2 separate regions of the Homo sapiens genome follow, and region 1 is linked to region 2. The links are chromatin loops, found by intact Hi-C in ENCODE. Cell type or tissue: uterus. All regions are shown on one strand. Region 1 overlaps SRGAP3 (SLIT-ROBO Rho GTPase activating protein 3). Region 2 holds the start of SRGAP3-AS3 (SRGAP3 antisense RNA 3).

What was found. A loop is a pair of places that touch in the nucleus more often than their neighbours do. Peaks named below come from ENCODE experiments on the same cell type or tissue, not always from the same donor. Only the 100,000 strongest peaks of a DNase experiment are listed, where the experiment ranks them.
Region 1: it touches region 2 in a loop (10-fold over the local background); 2 of 110 quality-filtered maps call a loop at or near these places.

Annotation. Positions count from the first base shown.
Region 1 is chr3:9,145,238-9,150,237 of GRCh38, forward strand. The region is part of intron 1 of SRGAP3 (SLIT-ROBO Rho GTPase activating protein 3); the gene reads right to left. Among named protein-coding and RNA genes, the nearest start is that of SRGAP3-AS2, 45 kb to the right of the region's middle. In uterus, no CTCF peak of the experiment used is centred here; DNase peaks (open chromatin) are centred at 1,617, 2,524 and 2,834; H3K27ac peaks cover 3,468 bases.
Region 2 is chr3:9,214,353-9,219,352 of GRCh38, forward strand. The region is part of intron 1 of SRGAP3 (SLIT-ROBO Rho GTPase activating protein 3); the gene reads right to left. It overlaps SRGAP3-AS3 (SRGAP3 antisense RNA 3), which reads left to right and starts at 2,543. Exons shown (of 5, transcript NR_103443.1): 1 at 2,543-2,637; 2 at 3,010-3,124; 3 at 3,379-4,201; 4 at 4,857-5,000. In uterus, no CTCF peak of the experiment used is centred here; a DNase peak (open chromatin) is centred at 2,619; H3K27ac peaks cover 3,603 bases.

The DNA of each region.
Region 1 (5,000 bases), 69 kb before region 2:
GGCGCATGCCACCATGCCCAGCTAATTTTTGTAGTTGTGGTAGAGACGGGGTTTCGCCATGTTGGCCAGGCTGTTCTCGAACTCCTGACCTCAGGTGGTCCACTTACCTTGGCCTCCCAAAGTGCTGGGATTATAGGCACGAGCCACTGCGCCTGGCTTTCTCTTTCTCTTTCCTTTCTCTCTGTTTTATGTAAGTTTTTAATATAAGTTTTTATGTTTGACTCAAATACTCAAAATCCCCTTTCCTCCTAAGACATGGCTAACCTAGTTCATATTGAACTCCCTATTTCCATATTCAATCATTCATTTACAGATTCATACAACATTTATTAGCATCTGCCAGGCTCTGTGCTAGGAAAAGAATGTACAACCCTGGGAGAGACTCAGGAGCTTCCCTTGAGGAATTCGGCAGACACTAACAAATACAAAAAATCACAACATTACAATGAGCTAAAACAGGGGTACACACAAAAGAAGAACATCAAGAAGGAAAGGAACTCAGGAAGTAGGGGAGATGGTAGGAACTAAAAGGGCCAGGGAGGTTTCACTGGGCATGCATGCCTGGCCTCAAAGGTTGGATAGGAGTTCACCAGGTGAGGAGAGAGAAGGCATGAGGGATATGGTGAGTGGGCAAAGGCCCTGAGGTCTGGAAGTATGTGACCTGTTCAGGGACTGGCGAGGGGTTCAACAAGGCTAAAAGTTAAGAAGTTTAGCAGGGCATGGAAGAAGCTCAGGCAGAAAGGGCTCCTTGTAGCCATATGGTGAATAGCCTTGAAGGCCATGTTCAGGGGCTTAGGCCTTACCCCACAGTCAATGTTACAGAAAACCTGGTGGCAGCATAGAGGCAAGTGAATCGGTAGAAGAGACTAGTTAGAAGGCTACTGCCATACTACAATTAGGGACAGGGAGACTCAACTAAGACTTATCAATCGAGCTCCTTCCATCAAGCAGGTATTCCACGTGTTGACTGACAAATCCTGGTTTGCTAACTTGTACAAGAACCCCATGCGTGGAGTGCCACAGGGCCCATCTCAAATGCAAAGGTTCTTGTAGTAGAGTTCACACACAGCATTTCCCTTAGACTGCCCAGTTTAGAGTCCCGCTCCACCTGTAGTTGGTGATAAGAGTGGCAGTGATGTGAAGCTGCTGCTATAATAGCAGGGACTTTATAGCCCCAAGCGAAACCAGAGGTGCAGACAGGTAACCCCAGCATCAATTTCTATAACTGATTTCAAAAATTAATGAAAAGGAAGCCAGTCTGGGAGAAGAAGTGGCCTCTAAGTGAAATATAAGTTTACATTTACCCCTCACCTGGTGAACTCCTACTCATACTTCAAGGCCCAATTCAGATGTCTCATGGGAGATGATGAGATTTCATGAGAAAGCTTGGCAGAGTTAAGGGAAGGGCTTCTTCCACACCTTGGCTTAGCACAGGGATGGTTCTAGAGCAACACAGACTGATGGGAACACAGGGGCATCTGAAGGTATGCAGACAGAGAGCACCAGGACCAGGTGCTAGAAGAGGAGCGGGAACCCCACAAGGTACACCCTGCAGGGCGCGAGGACGATGCGTCCCTCTTGGGTGCTTGGCAGGAAGCAGAGGTCAACCACAGCATGAGCAGAATTGTTCATGTACACGTGAGATGCCTCTGGAGACCTGACGCCCAGCGGTGGCAGCCTGCTGTGATGCAATGTAGGCTATGAGTGGCAGAAATGGACCCCCTCCACGCACACCTGCAGTTTGGTAAGACCAGAGACGTGTGGGATGTGAAATTAATCCAGCTAGCACTTACCAAGTACTGAATCTATACCCAACTCTACATCTGTTACTTCTAAAACTTTCCCTACAACACAGACAATACCATTCCCATTGTCAAGATGAGGAGGCTGAAGTTCAGGGAGATTAAATAACTTGCCCAAGGACACACCCCCATTTTTACTTCTTACTTTTGCAGAAGTAAACACAAAACAAGAGGAATGCTTTCTGGAAGTCAGAGCCTGCCAGGCCCCCACCTTGATTTCTTCTACTGTAGAGGACAAGAATATGGGGTTGTGGCAGCCACCAGAGAAGTGGGGTAAGGGGTCAGTAGGCTCAAGGGTTGATCATACTCCAGTCAGATTCAAAACCCATCTGTGCGAGGCAGTTTCACACACCTGATCTCATTTAACACTGACCACAAACCTACAGCAGCCTAGGACTGGGAAACGGTGGTTGAGTTAATGAACTCGGCTGTCAGGTGCTGTAGCCACAACCTGAGCCCCGGACTAGGTGAGCCCAGACTGAAGGCTCCCTGCCCCTAAATCTCAGCCACCTCAGCTTGTCACTCATCAGTGCATCAAAATCCCTGATTCTGGGCACAGAATCATTAGCCAGATGAGCCCTTCCAGGGAAGATTCCAGGCAGAATGATTCATGAGAGAGGAAAGAAAAATAACAATGTGCTCGCAGCAAGAAGCATCCAAGCGCTTCCTTTTGCTCTGCGGGAATTGGATGCATTCTGGCCCAGGTGTTTCCACACAGCCGTCCAGAGTGGTGGCCTCTGGAGAGAGGTGAAGCCTCCAGGAGAAAGGAATGCAGCCTGTGCCAGAGCCACTAAAGCAGATGACATGGGCAGGCCAGGGTCCACCAGGGCTGTGATGGGGCCCAGACCCTCAGATGGTGTCACCACACTCTGGCCTCTCCCTCCCATCTTTCAGAAGCCCCTCTGCAAAGTTTGGGAATAAAAGGCATTAAGCCTCACCTCCCACGCCTGAGATTGTCTCCAGAGCCAGGGAGGGGCTGTTTTGTTGGTTTTCTTCCTCCAAAGCCAGTGAGAGAAATACCCACGGATCCAGTTTAGCTTAAGTGTCCAAGAGAACCTCCATTAGCATCTCAGGGAGGACAACGCTAATCACCAAGGGCATCAACTTCAGGGAGGGAGAAGGAGGAGCAGGAGGAGGAGGAGGATAAAGGGATGAGGGCGGAGATGCCTGCCTCTCCTCCAGAAACGCCGGCTTTTATTTCAGGGACTGGAAGAAGAAAACGCCCTAGAAAAACCATCAACCCCAGCATTTCTCTGTGCTAGGCAGAAAACAAGCAGAGGAATGTGTGCTACAAGCACCAGCAATTTTGGGGGCAGTGCCTCATGGTGTCATGCAGGAAAAGAACATCTAGGAAGTCTTGTTTGTCATTTTCTTGGACTCTGGAAGCATCTTTTCAGAACAGTTTACTCCCAACCATCTCATCTGGGGAGACAGAGGAAGTGCCATGGGGTGAAGCCAGACTTGTCAAATAGCTACTTTGGCAATTATTTGAAACAGGGTACCCCCATTTCCAATAATACCTTACAACCACAGAGTGTTTGATATTTTTTTGAAATCCATTTGCATCCATTATTTATTTGACCCCACGGGGCCTCCAATTTACAATGGAGAACCTGAGATATCAGAAGCCTGGGACGTGGGGCCTGGGACATGGGGCCTACAGACAGGTTCCTCATCTCATAGTCCATCCTTTCTCCACTACCCCATGCTCCTCCCCAGTTCTGGGGGCCAAGTGCTTCTGGAAGAGCAATTCTGCTTCCCATGACACAGCACTTTACAGTTTGTAATCCTTCCCCAAACCTGAGAGTGGGCTGAAGAAAGAATGGATTCCTTGGAATTATGTGAGTTGAGCAGCATCAACATCATTCCCTTATTTCTAGGGAATGAAACTGGAGACTGGGTATGGGGGCTCACTCCTGTAATACCAGCACTTTGGGAGGCTGAGGCAGGCAGATCACAAGGTCGGGAGTTCGAGACGAGCCTGGCCAACATAGTAAAACCCCATCTCTACTAAAATACAAAAAATTAGCCGAGCGTGGTGGCAGGCGCCTGTAATCCCAGCTACTCAGGAGGCTGATGCAGGAGAATCGCTTGAAGCCGGGAGGCGGAGGTTGCAGTGAGCCGAGATCGCGCCACTGCACTCCAGCCCAGGTGACAGTGCAAGACTCCGTCTCAAAAAAAAAAAAAAAAAAGAAAAGAAAAAAAGAAACCTGAAGCTAGAGAGCCCATCTGGCACATGTGTCTTCCCCTAGGTCCCAGTTAGTTGAGAGCTGGCCAAGTTCATTAACTGCACCTCAGTTTCCTAATCCTAAGCTATGACCCAGGACTTTTGATGTCCCATGAGGCAGGTTAATTGCATTAATAGCCCCACTTCTTCAGTCTCTCCTTGTATCCATAATCGTTGCCATGTGTCTACAATTCCTTTCTCACTAAAGGGGCAAAATCTAGTTCCCCACTCCTTGAAACAGAGCTGCCCTGTGACTTGCTTTGCCCAGTAGAATGTGCTACTCCAGCTACAGTCGGGCTCCAAGATGCCTTGAGTGTCTCTGTTTGCTCTTGCACCCCTGCCATCACCAGCAGCACATGTCTGGGCTGGCCTGCAGGAGGGTGAGGGAAAAAGCAGTGGCGCTGCACTGCCCTAGTCACCTTAGCCAAACAGCCAACCTCAGACATGCAAGTAATCCCAGCCAAGTTCAACAGAACTGCCTAGCTGACCTCCAGATAACTCCAGACATGTGAGCAATAAATACCTGTTACTGATGTCACCAAGGTGATATGGTTGTCACGCACAATTCTACGGCAGTAGCTAACAGGCTCAAACCACCTAGCACCTGTTTCCCCCATCTATTCATGCACCCCATCCAGCCAGCCATGGCTCCATCCATTCATTCACCATGGGTTTGTTGAGTGCCCCCGACGTGTCCAATACCGTGCAGGTGCTGGGGAAACAGTGGTGGGCAAAGAACACACCTGCCCCTTTCTTCATGGAGTAAACAGACCACGAAGGAGGACTGACAAGCAACTGTAATCCAGTGAGATGAACACTGGGATAGGGCAAGTGCAGGGCACAGGGTGGATACAGGGAGGTGAGCCTAATGAGATGAGGGGGTGCCAGGGAGATCAAGAGGGGGTCCCGAAAGTAATGGCATCTCAGCTGAAATCTAAAGGCTGAAGAGGAGTGGGCCAGGGAAAGAGCTA
Region 2 (5,000 bases):
TGAGGAAGCAGTGATTCAGAAAGCCCAAGGAGCTTGCCGAAGGTCACACAGTAATAAAGAAGCCTGCTTTGCACAAACCCAGGCTTTCTGCCTCCGAGTCCAGGGTTCCTCCCTCGGTTTACTGTTAACATCCAACAGTGCTTCCCAGTCACTGAACAAAAACTTTTAAACACCAGATAAACAGCAAAGCAGTTACTTGCAGGACTAAGTTAAACTCCAAGACAAAAGAAAATAGGAAGCTATGAAACCATTTTAGAAATCACTGAAATAGACAATTATGTAAAATGAGCCCCTCTGAAATCCATGGATGGAGAAGCTGGAAGGCATCCAGATGTCCTATCTCGGTTTTGATCTGTGCTTATGGCATCCTTTGATTCAGATGAAGGACCAGGAATTTGGGGGTAAGAGAAATAAAAAGAGTGATGAAAAAGGCAGTATCTCTATCCAAGAGTTGCAAAAAGAAACTATGACTAATAAGGAAAATTCATTGTAGGAAACTAACCACACGCTACAGGAGGATGGATCAAATTTCTCACCCTTCAGACCAGAAAGTCAAAGGCACAACAAGCAAGCTGCATTTGAAACAATCTTCTGAGTCCTGGTTCAAAGAAAATGAGAGTCCAGTATTCCTGGGAGGATAAAGTGAGGTGGCCTTTGAGGAAGGAGAGCTAAGTGGTGGAGGGGGAAATTTACTTTTTACTCTACTTATAATATCTTTTATGTTTTGAATATGATACTGTGTGTCTATTTTACATATTCAAAAATGAACTGTATTTCAACAAACGATCAAAAGAAAGAGAATGAGAAGGTCTAGGAAGCAATTTCAGCAGGTCAGCTCTTCCCACTCCAGCCTCCTTGTTAGATTTTACCTTTTTCCACCCAATCCCAAAGGCGAGCAGCCCTTACTTTCGGCTCACTGAAATCTACGCTGTTCGGCCTTCAAATCCTGGAGCCACAGAGTTGAAAAAGACCACCTTTTCCAAAGCCCTCACTTTACAGATGGGGCCCAGAGGTGGGAGATTTTCTCAAGCCTCCCTCACTAGTTAGGAGGAAGCTTGGTATTTGAACACAGACCTCTGCCTCCCTCCCAGAGCTGTGGTCCTTCTGTGACCCAAGCTCCTCTCTGCTCAATGCTGATGCTTCATTTTAGGTATCAACTTGACTGGAATCAGGGACACCCAGATCTCTGGTAAAGCATTATTTCTAGGTCTGTCTGTGAGGGTGCTTCTGGAAGGCACTGGCATGTGAACCAGTGGACCCAGTAAGGAAGATCACTCATGTGGGTTGGCACCAGCCAATCAGCTGAGGCCCTGAATAGAACACAAAGGCAGAGGAAAGGCACACTGCTTCTCTCTCTTTCCTGGAGCTGGGGCATCCTTCTTCTCCTGCCCTTAGACATCAGAACTCAGGTCCCCCAGCCTTTGGACTCTAGGACTTGAACCAGCGGCCTCCCCTCAGTTTTCAGGCCTTTGGCCTTAGACTGAAAGCTGCACCATTGGCTTCTCTGGTTCTGAGACTTTCAGACTTACACTGGCCAACGCTCCTGGATTCCCTGGATCTCCAGCTTGTAGATGGCCTAGCATGGGACTTCCCAACCTCCATTATGATGTGAGCCAATCCCCCTAATAACTCCCCTCAGACAGATAGACACACAGATAGATAGGCATATACACACATACACATACACACATGTATACATATATATATGTATATATACTCTCCAGCTGGTTCTATCTGGAGGCCCCTGACTAATGCACACTCAGAGGGCCTGAGCACCAACTGTTAGTATGCACACTGCAGATGTATCAGCCCACCAGGTCATTCTCTTATGCTTTCCCTCTTCTGTGCTTCATCTTCTTACTTCCACAGACCCTTCTAGAACACTCAGGCCCTGCCTCTCACCTGGAGGCAGGACCATCCCCCACAAGGGGAATACAAAATTATGGGCATACGTTTTAAGTCAACACAATGACTGGAGAGTACTACCAGCATTTAACGGGCAGGGGTCAAGGTACTAAGCATCTGCAATATAAGGGACAGTCCCCACAGTGAAGAACTGCCCCACCCAAAACACCCTGTGGAGCAGCCACAGCCCGGTCCTCTCCGTATCGTTTCTCTGAACCGTCTCCCACCTTCCTCCTACACTTCAGGCTGGCAAAGCTGAATGGCCACAGAGCAGATACCCTAAGAAATGCTAGCCCAGTGCTCTCAGAAATAACTTCAACTCGATGGACTGTTGCAGTTACGCACTGTCACAAACAACGATTCTTACTTCAGTCCCACGTAGAGGACAGGCTCCGATGTAATGGATGAGGAAACGGAGGTACTGAGGGGCCAAGTCACTTTCCCGAGCCATGGCTAAAAACTGACAAGACCGCAGCACATGAGCCACACCACGGAAGCCACCCAAGTGTCCCTCCCCAGAGGAGCGGATGAACGTGATGCGGCCTCTACGCATACAATGGGATATTACTCCGCCTTAAAAAGGAAGGGAATTCTGACACACGCCTCAACACGGATGAACCCTGAAGCATTACGCTAACTAAACTACAGCAGACACAGAGGACAAATATTGTATGAGTCCGCTCACACGAGATGCCTAGAGGAGCCAAAACCACGGAAACAGAAAGTAGACTGGTGATTGCCAGGGAATGGGGGAGGAACAGGGAGTTCCTGTTCACTGGGTGCAGTTCCAGTCCTACAAGATGAAAAGTGTTCTGGAGATGGATGGTGGTGACGGTTGCACAACATTATCAATGTATTTAACGTCATTGAACTGTGCATTTAAAACGGTTAAGATAGTAAATTTTATGTGATGTGCTTTTCGACACAATAAAAAAAAATTGACAAGGCTGGCACTCGTTAACTGAGTTCCTAAATCAAAATCCACTCTCCTTAAATTATACCCCAGCCCTAAGGTCTAAATGAAAACATTGCTGCCTTTCCAATACATTGGGCTGTGAGAAATTTAACTACTTTAACTATTAATGGCCCAATCCTGTGCCACAGGGGCCTCATTGAGATGCCAGATTGCTTCTTCAAGACCCTCCAAGGGGGCACGTCAAATTCTGATGGGCCTCACCTTGGACAAGGCTGGGGTTTTTAGACCAGCTTTCACAGCCTGGTAAGACTCCCTCCTCCCCGCAAAAGGAAGGGGATCTACAGAGGGTGGCCAACTTTTCAAAGGGTATTCGGGGCAGGGAGAAGAACTACCTCAATTGTTTAAGAAAGGATAATTTCTGACACACACATACACACACACCACACCACACCACACGCAGGAAATGAAGACCATCATTTGTGTAATAAAGAGCAGGTCTTGAATTGTGTGCCATTAGGTTTATGAGAAAATGTCTACATTGTCCTTATTTTTTTCAGGTTGCTCCAGTGTCAAGACTGACAGTGATCCAGGGACCTTTAGGGCAGACAACTTCATTGTGACAGAATGAGACCTGTGGCCTTTGGACCTCGGTGGGGCCATATGTCACCCCTGCAGGCCCCAGGCCCCCCAAGCCACCAAGAGTCACAGAGGCAGGGAGGGGACAGGAGGAGATCTTGCCCCCACTGCATCTGGCTCTCCTGCCCTCACCATCCGCAGCAGGGGGTACACTACAGCTTCGGCTTTACAAACACAGGGAAAAAGCTAACACAACCTTTAAGCCGCATTAACAGGATCAAGGGATGTATTATTAGTCCTGCTAGCCTCCGAACCATTGAGAGTACTTCTGAAAGACAGTGCTTACTTAGCTTGGGCTCCAGATTTTAAGAGACCCGTTAATAATTTGGAAGGTTTATTAGCAGACTGCAGATCCAAAAATGGTCCTCCTCTATTTGGGAAGATATTGCAGGAAACAATGCTCTAGGAGAGACCACAGCTGGGCCAGCCAGATTGGTCAAATCCACCCTAGAAATGAATTAGGGAGAAGAGATGGCAGCCAGATGGCTTTTTAAATGTTGATAAGCTGAAGTGTGGCCAGAAAAAGAGACCAGAGAATGAGGGAATAAGTCACCTAAAGCATGATGGCAGAATCTAAGCATAAACGCTTAGCAGAGAAAATAAACACACCGTCCATATACACCATGCCCAGCCCCAAGCCCAGGGCAGATCTGATACTCTCCTGCTGACCCTGACACAGCCTCAGAATACTTCTCAACACAGACCGCCAGCTGTCACTGCAATCCAGCACAGTTGGCACATCAGGTAGAAACTATTTCCCACCGCTGATTTAGGAGTACATAAAAGCTGTCTTTATTTTATTTCATTTTATTGAATTTTTTATCTTTTAATTTTACTTTTTATTATTTATTATTTTTATTTATTTATTTACTTTTTGAGATGGAGTCTCACTCTGTTGCCCAGGCTGGAGTGTAGTGTTGTAATCTCTGCTTGGCTCACTGCAACCTCAACCTCCCGGATTCAAGTGATCCTCCCACCTCAGCCTCTCTAGTAGCTGGGAATACAGGTGTGAACCACCACACCTGGCTAATTTTTGTATTTTTAGTAGAGATGGGGTTTCACCATGTTGGCCAGGCTGGTCTCAAACTCCTGACCTCAGGTGATCCACCCACCTCGGCCTCCCAAAGTGTTGGGATTACAGGCGTGAGCCACTGCGCCCAGCCTATTTTATCTTATCTTATTTTATTTTTATTTTATTTTATTTAAATAGAGACAGGGTCTCACTATGTTCCCCAGGCTGGTCTTGAATTCCTGGCCTCAAGTGGTCCTCCCACCTAGGCCTCCCAAAGTGCTGGGATCACAGGTGTGAACCATCATGCCTGGCCAAAAGCTGTCTTCAAATGACGAAACAGCTACCATGAGGCAGCCAGCTTAGATTTTAGTCTGTATTGTTCTAAAGGAGAGAGGCATCTTGCAGTTCCACTCAAGAAAGACTTTCCTAGCAAGACTTTCCAACAATGCAAATAGTCTCATTTCTGAGGTGGTCAGCCCCTTACTGCAGGAAGTTCCAATCAGAAGCCTCATGGTTGTCGAGGACTCTGCA